Linked DNA regions of Mus musculus: all the other regions are linked to region 3. The links are chromatin loops, found by intact Hi-C in ENCODE. Cell type or tissue: heart. All regions are shown on one strand.

Region 1 (5,000 bases), 93 kb before region 3:
ATGAGATCTGACTCCCTCTTCTAGAGTGTCTGAAGATAGCTACAGTGTACTTACATATAATAAATAAACAAATAAATAAATAAATAAATAAATAAAAATTAAGGATGGCATCAAATTTCTGACTCTCCTAGCTCTCCCTCCCAAGCACTGGGATCCCAGGCCTGTGCCACCACACCCAGTTCCCTCTGTGCTAGGGCTGGAACCCAGGGCCTTATGCATGCTCCGTAGGCATTTGACCAAGTGAGCTAAATCCTGGTCCTTATTTTTGACTTTTTCTTCCATTTCAATTGTGTGTGTGTGTGTGTGTGTGTGTGTGTGTGAGAGAGAGAGAGAGACAGAGACAGAGACAGAGACAGACAGAGAGAGACAGAGACAGAGGCATGGAGAAAGGAGATTTTATTTTGGAGGTACTTTGAGACAAGGTCTCTCTATGTAGGCCAGGCTGACCTCAAGCTTGCAGCAAATGATGAACCAGCCTGACTCCATCTTAAGATTGAAAGCCATCTTATTACAAGGTCAAACTAAGCTCATCCTGTCTTCTATGAGACTTGGGTTTGACCATGCCGTGACCTATTTTCTGAAATTTGACATGTTCCACACCCTATACCCTAATCTCCACCCTGATGAGATGTTCTGCCAAATAATTTTGAAATGGTCTGGCAAGTTCCTACATAACCAAAAACTCTTGGAAAAATCTCCTATCCTTGCAGTTTGTGGGGCTAATATGAGCTTGCTTAACTCAACTAAAAGAATTTGGGTAATGATCTTTGTTCTCGTTTACTGGGATTAACACAATCTCCCTGCTTCTGCTTGTTGGGTACTGGTATTAAAAGATTCATCACCACCACCACCACACCCAGCTCTCCGCCTGCTCCAACACCTCAGACAGCATCTCACTATGAATCCTGCTTTAGACTCTCTCACCAGCGTGCTCTTTCCTCAGCTTTCCAAGTTCTGGGCCTATGGGCTTGTACCGCCACACCCGGCTCTCATGGGCACATTTCCATGTCTGTAAATAACTTACTTCAGTTATATTCACAACGATCACCTTCTCTTGACTTTTGCTTTCCCTACACACTGGTCCCCCTTTCTCTTCCCAATTATTACAGTGACTTTCACAACTTGAAAAAAGAATCCTAAATTCTACACATTTAAGCCCACATGACCCTGTGTTCAGGATCTGCCTGGTTTCATGATGATCTTCAGTTCTGACTCCTGCACGTGACATGCTTTTGTTCTTCGTCACAGCTGAATATACTTCCTTGATGAGCCTAGATGCTGTGACTTAGCTACTGTGAGCAGTGCCACGGTGCACATGGGTTCCTGGCAGCTCTTCTGCCACCTGCCGCTTTCAGCAGTGTGTGCTCAGGTGCTCAGGAGTAGCATAGCTGAGTCACGTAATAGTTGTGTTGTTACTTTCTGAAACACCACTGTGTGGATTTCAGGAACGGCTGGACTAAGTTAACACTCCTTGGCAGTGTCTAAGGGGACACTTGCATCCTTCCTTCCTCCTCTTCCTCACCGGCATGCTGGCACGGGTAGTTTTCTTGATAATAACTATATGGACTAGGATGAAGTACATTTTCACTGTTGTAAAGTTCTAGTGGTGGTGGTGGTGGTGGTGGTGGTGGTGGTGGTGGTGGTGGTGGTGTGTGTGTGTGAGAGAGAGACAGAGAGACAGAGAGAGAGAGACAGAGAGAGAGAGAGAGACTCACACAGTTCAAGCTACCCTTGAGCTTCCCACTCCGAGGATGACCTTGATCCTTCTGCCTCTGTCACCTTACTGATGAAATTACAGGCATTCAGGACACCGCTCCTGTCTTTCAGTTTGTGCTACCCTAATGGCTGAAGAGGTTGAACATCTATTCTGGTATTTATTGGCTGTTGAAAACTGTCTGTTCAGCTTGGGCTTCTTTCTTCTTCTTCTTCTTCTTCTTCTTCTTCTTCTTCTTCTTCTTCTTCTTCTTCTCCTCCTCCTCCTCCTCCTCCTCCTCCACCTCTTCCTCCTCCTCTTCTCTCATACAGGATATTCCTACTGCAGCCTCCCCTCCCGCCATTTCTCCCAGGCCTCCACATCTCCCCTCTCCCCCATATTCACTCCTCCTTTGAAATTTCCCTTCAGAAAAGAACAGGCCTCCCAGAAATGTCTGCTGAACACAGCATAACAGGTTACATAAGACTGGACATAAACCCTCATATCAAGGCTGGCAAGGAAACCCAGCAGGAGGAAAAGGGAGGCTAACGAGTCAGAGACACCCCCCCTCTCCCACTGTTAGGAGTCCCACAAGAACACCAAGCTAACAACCATAGTGTATATGCAGAGGACCCAGTGCAGCCCCATAGACGCTGCTTGAATGTCACTTCAGTCTCTGTGAGTCCCTATGAACTTACTTAGTTGATTCTGTGGGCCATGTTCTCCTGGTGTCCTTGACCCCTCTGACTCATACAATTCTTCCTTTCCCTCTGCCGTGGGCTTTCCCGAGCTCCAAGGGGAAGGACCTGATGAAGCTCTTCAGTTTGGCCTCACTCTATGCCTAATGTTTGGCAGGAAAAATATTTATGTGTTTTCCTGCCTGTCTGTGCACCACATGCATGCAGTACCCATAGAGACCAGAAGAGGGCAGTAGATCCCTTGGAACTAGAAATACAGGTGTTTGTAGTCCGGGTTCAGAAATAATCAGTGTGCTCTTAACAACTGAGACATCTCTCCAGCCCTCAGCTTGGGGGTCTTATATGTGTGTTCCTGCTAGTAACCTCCTGTCAAATGGGTATCAGGTGAATATCACACTCTGTTGGTTTCCTTTCTGTGTAAAAGCTTTTCCTTCTTTCTTTTTTTGAAACCCCTTATTTCATAGCCCTGTCTGGACTGGAACTTGCTACATAGACCAGGCTGGCCTCAAAGTCACAGAGATCCACCTGTCCCTGCCTCTTTTTTGTTTGTTTGTTTGGTTTGGTTTGGTTGTTTTGTTTGGTTTGGTTTGGTTTGGTTTGATTTTTTGTTGTTGTTTGTTTGTTTGATTTTTTTTTTCAAGACAGGGTTTCTCTGTATAGCCCTGGCTGTCCTGGAACTCACTTTGTAGACTCAGAAATCCACCTGCCTCTGCCTCCAGAGTGCTGGGATTAAAGGCGTGCGCAACCATGCCCGGCCTGTCCCTGCCTCTTAACTGCTGGGATTAAAGATGTGTGGCACTACATCAGGCTGTGCAGAGGTATTGTAATTTGATTAAATCATCGTGTGACTTATTTTTGTTTGGTTGCTATGTGAGGTGCATGTTCACATGTGTTTAGAGGTGTATATCCATCCATGAGCTCACGGAGGCCAGAGCAGGTGTCCTCCTCCAGTATTCTGTCTTATTCCTTTGCAGCAAGATTTCTCAGTGACCCTGGGATTAACTGCCTGCCCCACCTCCACCACCAAACACACACAAGTCTGGCAGCCCGTGATCCTCCTGTGTCCATAGCTCTAGTGTTACCGCATGTGAAAGACCAGGCCCAGCTCAGATGGTGCAATCAGAACTCAGGTCCTCATGGCTGTCCAGCACTATTTGCTAAAGAGACTTTTCCTCCAACGTATCGTGTGAATATTCTTTTTTATTTTAATTATTTGATTTTTTTATTTTTAACTTGTGTATATGTGTGTCTGTCTGTCTTCTGTCTGTCTGTCTGTCTGTCTGTCTATGGGTATGTACACATGAATAGAGGGTAGATCCCCCTGAGGCTGGCATTGTAGGTGGTTGTAAGCCATCCATAGGAACTGAGAATGAAACTGGGGTCTTCTGCAAAAGCAGTATGTATTCCTGCCCACAGAGCTGTCTCTCCACCAACGATGTGAATTTTCTGTAACTCATATTACTATCAGAAACATACTTACATCTGGCGGTGAGTGCCCATAGTCCCTGCAACTTGGAAGGCTGAGGTGGGAGGGGCACGTTTGCCCAGCAACTGAAAGCCAACCAGGAGAAAAGAATGAGACTCTGTGTCTCAGGAAATGGAGAAAAGAAAAACGGAGGGGAGGGGGAGAGAAGGATGAGGGAAGGAGGGGCCAGCCTACCTTCTAATTGACTGACAATCTCTAGTGTTTAAATACAAATTCACAAGGAACAGAACTTAAGAAATGTAGCGTGTATGTATGTACGTATGTACATATGCATGCATGTATTCATGAAGGGAGTTTATTAGAATGACTTATAGACTGTGGTCCAACTAGTCCAACAATGGCTGTCTATCAGTGGAAGGTCCAAGAATCTAGCAGTTGTTCAGTTCAGGATGGATGTTGCAGCTGGTCTTCAGTATTTGCCCAAATCCCAAAGAAGCAGGCTCTAATGCCAGCGAAGGAACAGACTTGCTAGCAAAGTGAGAGCTAGCAGGCAAAGAGCAAAGGCAGTCTCCTTCCACGTCCTTTATGTAGGTTTCCAGCAGGAAGTGGGGCCCAGATTAAAGTTGGTTCTTCCCACAACAAAAGATCTAGATTAAAGTTGTATTTTCCCACCTCAAAGGATCCAGACTGAAAGTGAGTCTTCTGGCCTTTAATCCCAGTACATAGGAGGTAGAGGCAGAGGCAGATGGATCTCTGAGCTTCAGGCTAGCCTTGGTCTACAGAGTGAGTTCTAGGACAGCCAGGGCTACACAGAGAAACTCTGTATCAAGAAACAAAAAGTAAAACAAAGCAAAAATAAGTAACAAAAAAGTCTTCCCACTTCAAATGATTTAAGAAAAGATCCCTCACAGGTGTGCCCAACTGCTTGGATGTTAGTTAATTCCAGATGTGGTCAAGTTGACAACCGAGCATAGCATCACAGTGATGCCCCACCTTTAATCCCAGCACTCTGGAGGCAGACAGGTAGGTCTCTGTGAGTTCAAAGCTGTACAGCAAGACCCTGTCTAAAAACAAACACCCTGAAAGGATTCATTCCCTACCCCCCTCCTCCTCCTCCTCACCTCCTCCTCCCCTCCTCCTCCTCCTCCTCCTCCTCCTCTTCTTCTTCTTCTTCTTTTTCTTC
Region 2 (5,000 bases), 54 kb before region 3:
ATTTCAATTACTTAGCTTCTGAGCTTCCCTGAACTTCCTGTTCCAGCTTCATGTCAGCCCTGAGCACCAATCACATTCCATTCACTCCACATACACAGAACTCCTCACTGGACCTCAACCATACCAGGCTCCTTCACAGCCCCATCTCTTAGAGAATACTAGCTCCCTTTTCCACAACAACCTTTCATCCATCACAACAGCCCTTTAGAATTCAGTTCAAGAACCACTTCCAGGGCTGGAGAGATGGCTCAGTGGTTAAGAGCAATGGCTGCCCTTTCAGAGGAACCTGTTCAATTCCCAGCAACCACACAGTACCTCAAAACTGCCTACAGCTCCAGTTCTAAACAATCCAATGTCCTCTCTAACCTCCATGAGCAATGCATGCACATCACTCACAGACACACATACAGATACAAAATACCCTTACTCACCAAATTAAATAAATAAATCTTGGTGGGCAGTGGTGATGCACACCTTTAATCCCAGTACTCAGGAGACAGAGGCAGGCGGATCTTGGTGAGTTCGAGGACAGCCTGACCTACAGAGCAAGTTCCAAGACAACCAGGGCTACAAAGAGAAACCTTGTCTCAAAAAAACCAAATAAAATAAAATAAGCTAACAAACACCATTGAGTGAGAGAACATTTCATTTATCTCTATATCCATAGAGCCTAGCACACCTAATTGATAATCAAAGACAGAAAGGTCGAGGGAAGGAACCAGGACATGAGAATGAGCTGGGCTCAGGATCAGGAAGAAGCCTTAGGCACGGAGAATGTCATGCTTTCCTTGGGAGAGGTTGGCCACCAAAGAGCCCATGACTACCCAGTATGGAGGAACCCACTTGAACTCCCACTGTCATCACCTGGCCCAGGGCCAATGCTTAATAATAAATTCTTATAAATTCAGTAAGTCAGACAGTTAACTAAATCAGAGAGGTCTGAGTGGCTTTGGGCCACAGGGCTGTTTCAGTGGTGGCTCATATCTTTAATCCCAGTATTTAGGGAGGCAGAGGCAGTGATACTCAATTTGTGGGGAAGGGGGTGAGGGGAAGACTAGTGCCCAAGTCATGTCTGGCCACCCTTCTTTAATAAGCCAATTAAAAATGGAAAGTTAAAAAAGGAGACGTATCCAATGTGGCCACATTGGGAAGAGTGACAAAGAGATCCGGCAAGCCCCCTCAAGTCAGTCTTCAGGGTGCTAACGCAACATCAAAGTTTAAATAGAGCAAGGTTGTGCACATCTAAGTACCCCACCCCCACCCGCACCCCCACCCTCAGTCAAGGTGTGTGGTCACACCCATCACTGACTATTCATTATCTGGGCTTCAGTCTCATCCTGTAAAGTGGTCTGACAAGTTGTTAGAACTGTGTAAAATCTCTTTCTGGAAGACAAGTTCTGATAGTCAAGACTGAAGAGATACAAGTATCTCTTTAAACTATCTTCATTTTTGACAGACCTATTACACCAGAGGATCTCTATGAGTTCCAGGCCAACTTGGTCTAAACTGAGATCCTGTCAGAAAACAAGTCAATAACCGCCTCTTTCCACCCCTGTCTGGCCTGGCATTAGCGCCCTGGCAGTCAGACTAGACCAGGTAGACTCGGAAGGGCGAGGCCGCGCTGAGCATCCTGGGAATTGTAGTGTTCGCTGCAGTGGCCTCTGCGCAGGCGCACATTAACAGGCATTTCCGGGCTGTGGCGCCACACCTCGCAAAAGACGGCCTGTGGGGCTTTCCACTGGAACGATGGCTACCTACAGTCTGGCGAACGAGCGGCTGCGCGCCCTGGAGGATATCGAGCGTGAAATCGGCGCCATCCTCCAGAACGCAGGTTCGGGAAGCGAGGGGCAGACGGCAAGGGGTGAAGACCAGCCCGGGACTCTGCGTGCAGTTGGGGCGGGACCTGAATGCTAGCCTTAGGGCGGGGCTGAGTCTGAAGCCTGGGTCTGACATCGCCCTCTCCCCGCCCTGGCAGGAACGGCGATCCTGGAACTGTCCAAGGAAAAGACTAACGAGCGGCTCCTCGACCGGCAGGCGGCAGCCTTCACCACTTCTGTGCAGCACGTGGAGGCAGAGCTATCCGCTCAAATCCGCTACCTCACTCAGGTGGGTGTGTCTAGAAGGTGCTGGGCGGGGACCCCAGCTCTGAACCAACGCCCTAGCCTTGGGGATTCCCTGAGCTTTAGCTAGGTAAGACTGCCTCTTACGCGATAGGTACTTTCATTTCAGGGCTGGTTTAGTCCTCTAAAAGGAAAGGATTAAAAATGTCTAGGGTGTATAAACAATACCCTAGGCATACCAGCTGGCACAGGCCGGTATTCTGAGCTACTTAAGTGCCTGAGGCTGGAAGATCACAAGTTCAAAACTTGTCTGGGCAATTCAGACCCAGTAGGTCAGAAAGAGAGTTGGAGCTCTGTGTTAGAGCACTTACCTACCATAAAGAGGCCCAGGTACTGAAATAAATAAATAAAAATAAATAAATAAATAAATACTGAAGCTACCGAACGTTGTTCCCAGAAACTTGTGAGGCCATATTTGCTTGGGGACTAAGAAGACAGACATCGCTAAGAGGCTTCCAGAGTCTTTACTCCAGCTGCTACTGTTTACTGACATCTGTGGTGTGCTGGGCATATCCTAAAACTCTAGGAAGTATTCGCTGTGGTCCCTATTTCATAGATGAGGTTCACACAGTGGTTAAGCTTTTTCTTTTTTTTTTTTTTTTGTTGTTGTTGTTGTTGCCTTAGAACACTGAGTTACCAGTCAACTAATGTAGATCAAACTTGGGAAAGATGTGAGACCAGAGAAATAATACTGCCCGGTTGTGGGTGGTAAAGAGAGGCAGTACCCCATTGATTGATCTGACTTGTAGGTGGCCACAGGGCAGCCGCATGAGGGCTCCAGCTACTCTTCCAGGAAGGACTGTCAAATGGCTCTAAAGCGAGTAGACTACGCCCGCCTCAAGATTAGTGATGTGGCGAGAACCTGTGAGCAGATGCTGGAGAACTGAGTTCGGATGATCCAGAGTGTGCCCTGCACCAGAGACCGTAGGATGGGGAGCAGTGCATCATACACGTGCCCTACTGGTCAGGGCAGACGAGGACCACAAGGCAGAAAGGAGAACTGAAGAATCCAAAGCCCCAGTGTACACACATCTCTTCTGACTCTTCCAGCAAGACGGCCCTGTTTTCCACTATGCAAGATCAGACAGAGGTCAGAGGTCAACTCCCAACCCACTTCCTCATGTGCACCCTGCCCTGGAGTTTCAGAAGACTTGGCCCAATAAAAATAAATGTGTTCTTATAAGCACACACAGTGGCTCACACCTGTAGGCCCGGTACTTGGGAAGTAGAGGTGGGAAGATTGCTGTAGTTTGAGACCAACCTGGGCTAAGTACATAGAGGGACCCTCCTTCAAAAGGGGAAGTTATGTTCCTCATTGGAAGAAACAAAACAGGAACTAAGTGTTTTAATAATAAAAGCTGTATTTTTTTATAAAGCTAAGAGTCTCTCTCTCGCTCTCTCTCTCATATGTATGAGGCTCCAAGAGACTGAGGACTCGAGTCCTGTCTACACAGCATCAGCCCAGTCTATATAGCATCAGCGTGGCGGCTGTGAGGAGGGGAGTGAGAAAGCCCAGGCTTCAGTGTGGGGTTGGAGAACAGCTGATGGAGTCTCAAGAGAGACTTATGGCCAGGGGGCACCATCAGCAGTTCTGAAGGGACAAAGACCCAGAGTCTGCAGAAGTCACTAATTCTAAAAAAACATTTGCCAAGATTTATTTTATGTGTATGAACAATGGTTTTGTTATTGTATGTATATGTGTACCACGTATATAAATGGTGTCTGTGGAGGTCAGAGGGGGTTGTCAAGTCCCCAGGAACCGGAGTTGCGGATGGTTGTGGGCCACCATGTGAGTCCTTTAGAGTCTTGAACAATATCTGAAACCTGTTGACTTATCTCTCCAGCCCTCAGCCAATTGGTCTAAAAGTAATCTTTAGTATTACAGTTAAAAACAGAATTTGTCCAGTTTATTGTTACACTATGCAAAAAGCAGACACTTTTTAAAATTGATCTGGTAGTGGGAGGGTTGAACCTAGAACTTTACACATGCTAAGCAGGCACTGTACCTTGGGACTGCACTTTTGAACCACGTATTTGAGTGTTACATTTTATTAGACGTGGGGGAAGGCTAAGGGCAGAGGGGCTATTCATATATTATTAGTTGTAAAGAGTGTTCCCCAAGAGCAGTCCTTTAATCCCAACACTGCAGAGGCAGGCAGATCTTCTGAGTTTTAGGACTGTCAGGGCTGAATAGTGAAACCCTGTCTTAAAAAAAAAAAAAAAAAGTATTCAGCGACTGTAATCCTAGCACTATAGAAAGTGGAGGCAGGAGACCTAGGGATACGTAGTCATATACACAGGGAAGGCTGGAGACCTGGGGATACATAGTCATATACACAGGGAAGGCTGGAGACCTAGGGATACGTAGTCATATACACAGGGAAGGCTGGAGACCTAGGGATACGTAGTCATATACACAGGGAAGGCTGGAGACCTAGGGATACGTAGTCATATACATAGGGAAGGCTGGAGACCTAGGGATATGTAGTCATATACATAGGGAAGGCTGGAGACCTAGGGATACGTAGTCATATACATAGGGAAGGCAGGAGACCTAGGGATACGTAGTCATATACACAGGGAAGGCAGGAGACCTAGGGATACGTAGTCATATACACAGGGAAGGCTGGAGACCTAGGGATACGTAGTCATATACATAGGGAAGGCTGGAGACCTAGGGATACGTAGTCATATACATAGGGAAGGCAGGAGACCTAGGGATACGTAGTCATATACATAGAGAATTTGAGGCTGGCTTGGACTAAATAACATCTTAGCTAAACAACAAAACCCTGGAAATCCATACCTTTTTTATGAATGTCAATGGGGGCAGATGTGGTAGCATATGTCTTTAATCGCAGAATCTAGGAGGTAGAGGCA
Region 3 (5,000 bases):
ATCAGGACTGAAACTCAAGCAGGGCTGGAACCTGGAAGCAGAAGCTTATACACAGGCCACAGGGATGCTTACTGGCTTGCTTCTCATGGCTTGCTCAGCCTGCTTTTCGAGACAGGGTTTCTCTGTGTAGCCCTAGATGTCCTGGAACTCACTCTGTAGACCAGGCTGGCCTCAAACTCAGAAATCCGCCTGCCTCTGCATTCCAAGTGCTGGGATTAAAGGCCTGAGCCACCACTGCCCACTGCTTTTTTTTTTTTTTTTTTAAATAGAACCTGGGATCATCAGCCCAGAGGCGGCACAACCCACCAACAGCTGGGCCCTGCCCCACGATCACTAATTGAGACAATGGATCTCATGGAGGTCTTTTCTCAACTCCTTTCTCTGTGATGTCTCTAACTTGTGTCAATGTAACACACAAAACCATCTAGTACACCCAGGTGGATCTCAAACACACTTTTTCTGAATAGCTCAGTTACTGGGGTGAGCCCTGCCTGACTCCACTGTAGTCTTTTTACTTTCTTTACAGAAAAAGACCTCTCCCTGTGGGACAGAAATCATGGGGCCACCGTACATCTGTCCCACACTTCCTCATTGACAAGGCTTTCTAACCCATCGAATCCTTACAACAGCTCTCTGGGCAAGTGGCTTCAGCCAACCTTTTCCACAGATGGTAACAACTGAGACTTCCAGGGGTGATGGGTTCAGTTGAGTCTTCAAGTAGACAAGGAGGGGCTGTACAAAGGTGTACACAGACCAAGGAGGAAGACGCTGACCCCAGTCACCTTCCCTTGTACAATCAGCTCCCGCAGCGCCTACTGCCACACCCCTCTCTTCACCTCTCCAGCTGCAGCCCCTCCACTTCCTCAGGGCCTCTCTCTTATCATTGCGAGTCTACCAGCCACTCCTCTCCTCAGACCTTTGCTCCAAGCCTCCCACCTGTTTAACTCCGGAGCCTGGCACTTCCTTCCCTGCTCACGTTCACTCCGCTCCTGCCTGTTTGGAAGCCTCAGACATGTGTACTGGAAAGTGTGCGCGCTGCCTGGGGCTCTCCCTCATCCCTCTCTCCCTGGTCTGCATCGTGGCCAACGCCCTCCTGCTGGTACCTGATGGGAAGACCACCTGGACGGACGGCAACCTCAGCTTGCAAGTTTGGCTCATGGGTGGCTTCATTGGAGGGGGCCTGATGGTGAGAATGCTGGAGCGCTAGCCAGGGACCTGGGTACCGAGCTAAGGGACCAGGGATGGAACCGAGAAGAAAAGAGGGGAAAGGACTCGTTTGGCTCTGGATGAAATGGCAAGGGTCTGATGGGGATTAGGGGTCTGTCCATCAGCTCACATATAGTGACCATTCTGTAGAGGGTCCTGGAGGAGCCATAGGGTCCTGAGTTGAGTGTCTGAGGAATGTGGGAAAGGAAGGACTTCTCTACTAGGTGGGAGTAAGTTCTCTGTGCCTCTCCTTGCCTCTACTACTGAACATATGCAAAAAACAAAAAACAAAAAAACACCTCATTATGAGGATAAAGGCTAGTTGTGTGGGAAGTTTCAGGGCAGTGTCATAACGGGCAAGGGTGGGTGCCCAGAGCAACCTCTGCAGCCCAGGTTGATATCTCAGATTAGACACTCCACCAGCCAACTCCATGCTTGCTTTCCCTCTCTTCCATAGCTGTTCCTTCTCAGCCTGTCTGCTAGGATCCCCAGTCTGTACTAAGTTAAGTGCTCAGAATACAATTCTGGACCCAGGTTGTCGGTATTTTAGAGTAAATGTCCCAGTCTTCCTGCAGACTAGGGAGAGAAGAGCCAGGTGTGATAGTGCACGCCCTTGGTCCCAGCAATCCAGAAACAGAGGCAATTGAATCTCCGAGGCTAGCCTGGTCTACTGAGGAAGTTTCAGGGCTACACAGAAAAACCCTTACTTGAAAAAGAAAAAAAAAAAAAGTGAGGAAAAGAAAACCACAAATATTCTATCTAGATTTTCCCCATCTTCCAACTCTCTTCCATTTAGAGAACTTTCTTTTTCATTTTTTTACTTTTTGTTTGTTTATTTAGAAACAACATCCTGATAGTATATCAAGCCAGCGGGGAATCATTTTATAACCCAGTCTGAACTTGAAGTCTTCCTGCCTGAACCTTTCACATACATGCCTGACCATTTGGGGGAACTTTTGACTGGTTAACCCAGTGTAGCATGGGATAAAGACAGAGATCGACCTAGCACGGTTTCCCACCTTTAGCACAACTTGCTTGCTGTTGAACTTCTCTGGGAGAAGTTGCACTTTGGTCCCCTCTGCTGGCCACATTGTTATTAGCTGAATGGAGATACCGCTCCCATAGCAACTCCCTTCCCTTGCCCTCTGACATCCTGTTTTCTACTCTGCCTCCTTTTTTTAAAATATAGCAGCATCAGGCCTTTATTTATTTATTTATTTACAGATGGTTGTGAGCCACCATGTGGTTGCTGGGATTTGAACTCCGGACCTTCGGAAGAGCAGTCGGGTGCTCTTACCCACTGAGCCATCTCACCAGCCCCTCTACTCTGCCTCCTGCATGGATTCTGGTGGTATTTTTTTATTGTTTCAGTTTTGCATTTTTTTTTTTTTTGACACAAGATCTCACAGGTGACTGACTTAGAAGTCACTATGTAGACCAGGCTGGCCTTGAGTTCACAGAGATCCACCTGCAGAGGCAGATGTGTGCCACTATCCCCTACACGGTTTTTGTGGTTATTGTTGCTGCTGTTTGTCTTGTTTTGTTTTGTTTTGTTTTGTTTTGTTCCGAGAAGGTTTCACATCATCCTTGCCTTGAGCTCACTGTGCAGCTGAGGGTAGACTTGAACCCAGAAAGCCACTTCCCTCCTAAATGCTGGGACTGCAGCCGTACATCGCTGGCCCAACTTTTTTTTTTTTTTCCTTTTTGGTTTTTAAGACAAGGTCACATGAAACCCAGTATGTCTTGAACTGACTCTGTAACCAAGGATGAGCTTAAAGCCCCAGAATTGTGAGCAAACAAAACCGCACCTGGCTCTCAGCTGTCTGAAGACTACAGGAGAACTGAGAGTTTAAGCCAGCCTATGTAAGAGGCAGCACAGAGACCCTTCCTTTAAAAGAGAAGAGTGGGCTGGAGAGATGGCTCAGCGGTTAAGAGCCCTGACTGCTCTTCCAGAGGTCCTGAGTTTAAATCCTAGCAACCACACGGTGGCTCACAACCGTCCGTAATGAGATCTGATGCCTTCTTCTGGTGTGTCTGAAGACAGCTACAGTGTACTTGTATATAATAACTAATTTGTTTTTAAAAAGGAGAAGAGTGCTAAAGAGATGGCTAGTGGTTAACAGCACATGCAGCTGCCAGATGTGGTGGCTCACACCTTTAATCCCAGGCCAGCTGAGGCTACACAGTGGGACTCTAGCTAAAAAAAAAAAAAAAAAGGAAGGCAATTTTAGTTGTCTGCACAGGTGACATCACTAGAAAGGCAAGAAGGTGGCATGTTGTCCTTAGATCTGTCATGAGGCAGAAAGGAGAGAACATTGAGAAATTGGTTGAACTAAGCAGATCTTTCTCTCAGGTGGCAACTGATGATCGGACTAAAACTTTCAGTCCCTTCCTTGGAGAAGAACAAAATACTGCCTCTCGTCCTGTGCATATTGGCCAACACTTGTTTTTTCTTGAGCAGGTCAGCTGTGGAGGCCAGGCCTAGTGCCATATGCGTATGCCTCCCTGCATGCAGGAGGTCAAAGCAGAAGGATCTGGTGTTCAAATCCTTCCTGGGTGCTAGACAGTGTAAACTGTGTGTGTGTGTGTGTTTGGGGGGGGGGGGCAGGGAAGAAGATAAGAGGAGAGGAAAGAAGGAAAAATGGAGAAAGTGGTGGGGCTCAGGGGTTGCTGGGAGACAGCCGGGTTTAGTGACATGCCTGTAATTCAAGCACTTTGGAGGTAGAGGATCATGGATTAATGCCTGCTTTGGCTGTAGTAGACCTTGTCTCAAAATAAGTTAATGAAATTTAAGAGAAAAGTGGACTGGAGATGGACTCCATGATAGTACAGTTGCCTACCATGCACAAAGCCCTTGGGCTCATCAAGCCTTAGAATAAAACAAAAGAACAAAAAAGCCAGCTATGAAATTCCATGGATACAAGACAAGTAAAGAATGTGACATAGTGGGACTAAGGTACAAGGGCAAGGGCTGTCGGGATACATGAGGTTGGAGGCAGAGTAAGGGAGTCTCAAATGCCTTGTGAGTTCAGTCTTTGTGAGTCTTACCATGTAGTCCATGATAGCCTAGAACTTGCTATGTAGCCCAGGCTAGCCTCAGTTCCCTCCCCCACCCCACCCCCACACACATCAGCCTAGGACATCTTTGAAGATACCTCAAAGGAACTGAGCAGATAAAAGAACTTATATTAAGTTAATCAAATGCTAGCATGTGTGATGGAATCTGGAATGACATGAAACTAGAGTGTGGAGGCAGAGGACATCTTCCTCCTGGAAGGGGAGTAGGGACTGAGTGCATAGAGTTTAAAAGGACTAAGAGATTTAGATGCTACTGAGGAAAAGTATAGAGCACTTGAAGTTAGCCCTTGTATAGGAGGGTCAAAATCTCCCAGCCTAGGTAAATTGACGGATATTTTTTCACTGAAGAAGACAAGAAAAGACAAAGAGCAAATTAATTTGGGGTCTCTTATGAGGTTCACATGAGGCTTGCTGAGGCTGTTGAAACTAAGACATTCAAAATGAGCACCTCCTTCAGGCAGTTTAATATGGCTGTCTGGGTGCCTGGACGTGACTATTAGCAGGTGAGTGGTTACCTGGGTGGGTGTGAGCTTCATAATAAAGGTCACAAAGGAGAAAAGGACCCAAAGACTGACTCTTAGGAAACCCTGAGATCCAAGAGTCTCTGTGCAGATCCTTACACAGTCGACCACCAAGCCTGTTCATCGCGCCTTCTAACAGCACAATCCTATGGTACTGTTGAAGGTGTGTGTCAGCATGGGACACTCTCTCTGACC

The links. Hi-C counts contacts between places; a loop is a spot of excess contacts. Peaks named below come from ENCODE experiments on the same cell type or tissue, not always from the same donor. Only the 100,000 strongest peaks of a DNase experiment are listed, where the experiment ranks them.
Region 1: it touches region 3 in a loop (8-fold over the local background); 34 of 42 quality-filtered maps call a loop at or near these places.
Region 2: a loop joins it to region 3, with 7 times the contacts of the local background. A loop is called at or near these places in 23 of 42 quality-filtered maps.

What each region holds. Positions count from the first base shown.
Region 1 is chr11:70,411,547-70,416,546 of GRCm38, forward strand. No RefSeq gene overlaps it. Among named protein-coding and RNA genes, the nearest start is that of Pelp1, 4.0 kb to the left of the region's middle. In heart, no CTCF peak of the experiment used is centred here; no DNase peak of the experiment used is centred here; H3K27me3 peaks cover 231 bases.
Region 2 is chr11:70,450,233-70,455,232 of GRCm38, forward strand. Med11 (mediator complex subunit 11) reads left to right here and starts at 1,686. Exons shown (of 3, transcript NM_025397.3): 1 at 1,686-1,831; 2 at 1,976-2,106; 3 at 2,870-3,500. The coding sequence starts at 1,747. The coding sequence ends at 3,007. It overlaps Cxcl16 (chemokine (C-X-C motif) ligand 16), which reads right to left. Exons shown (of 5, transcript NM_023158.7): 5 at 4,957-5,000. In heart, a CTCF peak has its summit at 2,026; DNase peaks (open chromatin) are centred at 1,959 and 3,139; H3K4me3 peaks cover 1,679 bases; H3K27ac peaks cover 1,550 bases.
Region 3 is chr11:70,504,319-70,509,318 of GRCm38, forward strand. It overlaps Tm4sf5 (transmembrane 4 superfamily member 5), which reads left to right and starts at 956. Exons shown (of 5, transcript NM_029360.3): 1 at 956-1,186. The coding sequence starts at 1,013. In heart, CTCF peaks have their summits at 2,295 (motif pointing left) and 2,498; a DNase peak (open chromatin) is centred at 2,293; H3K4me3 peaks cover 408 bases; H3K27ac peaks cover 388 bases; H3K27me3 peaks cover 1,854 bases.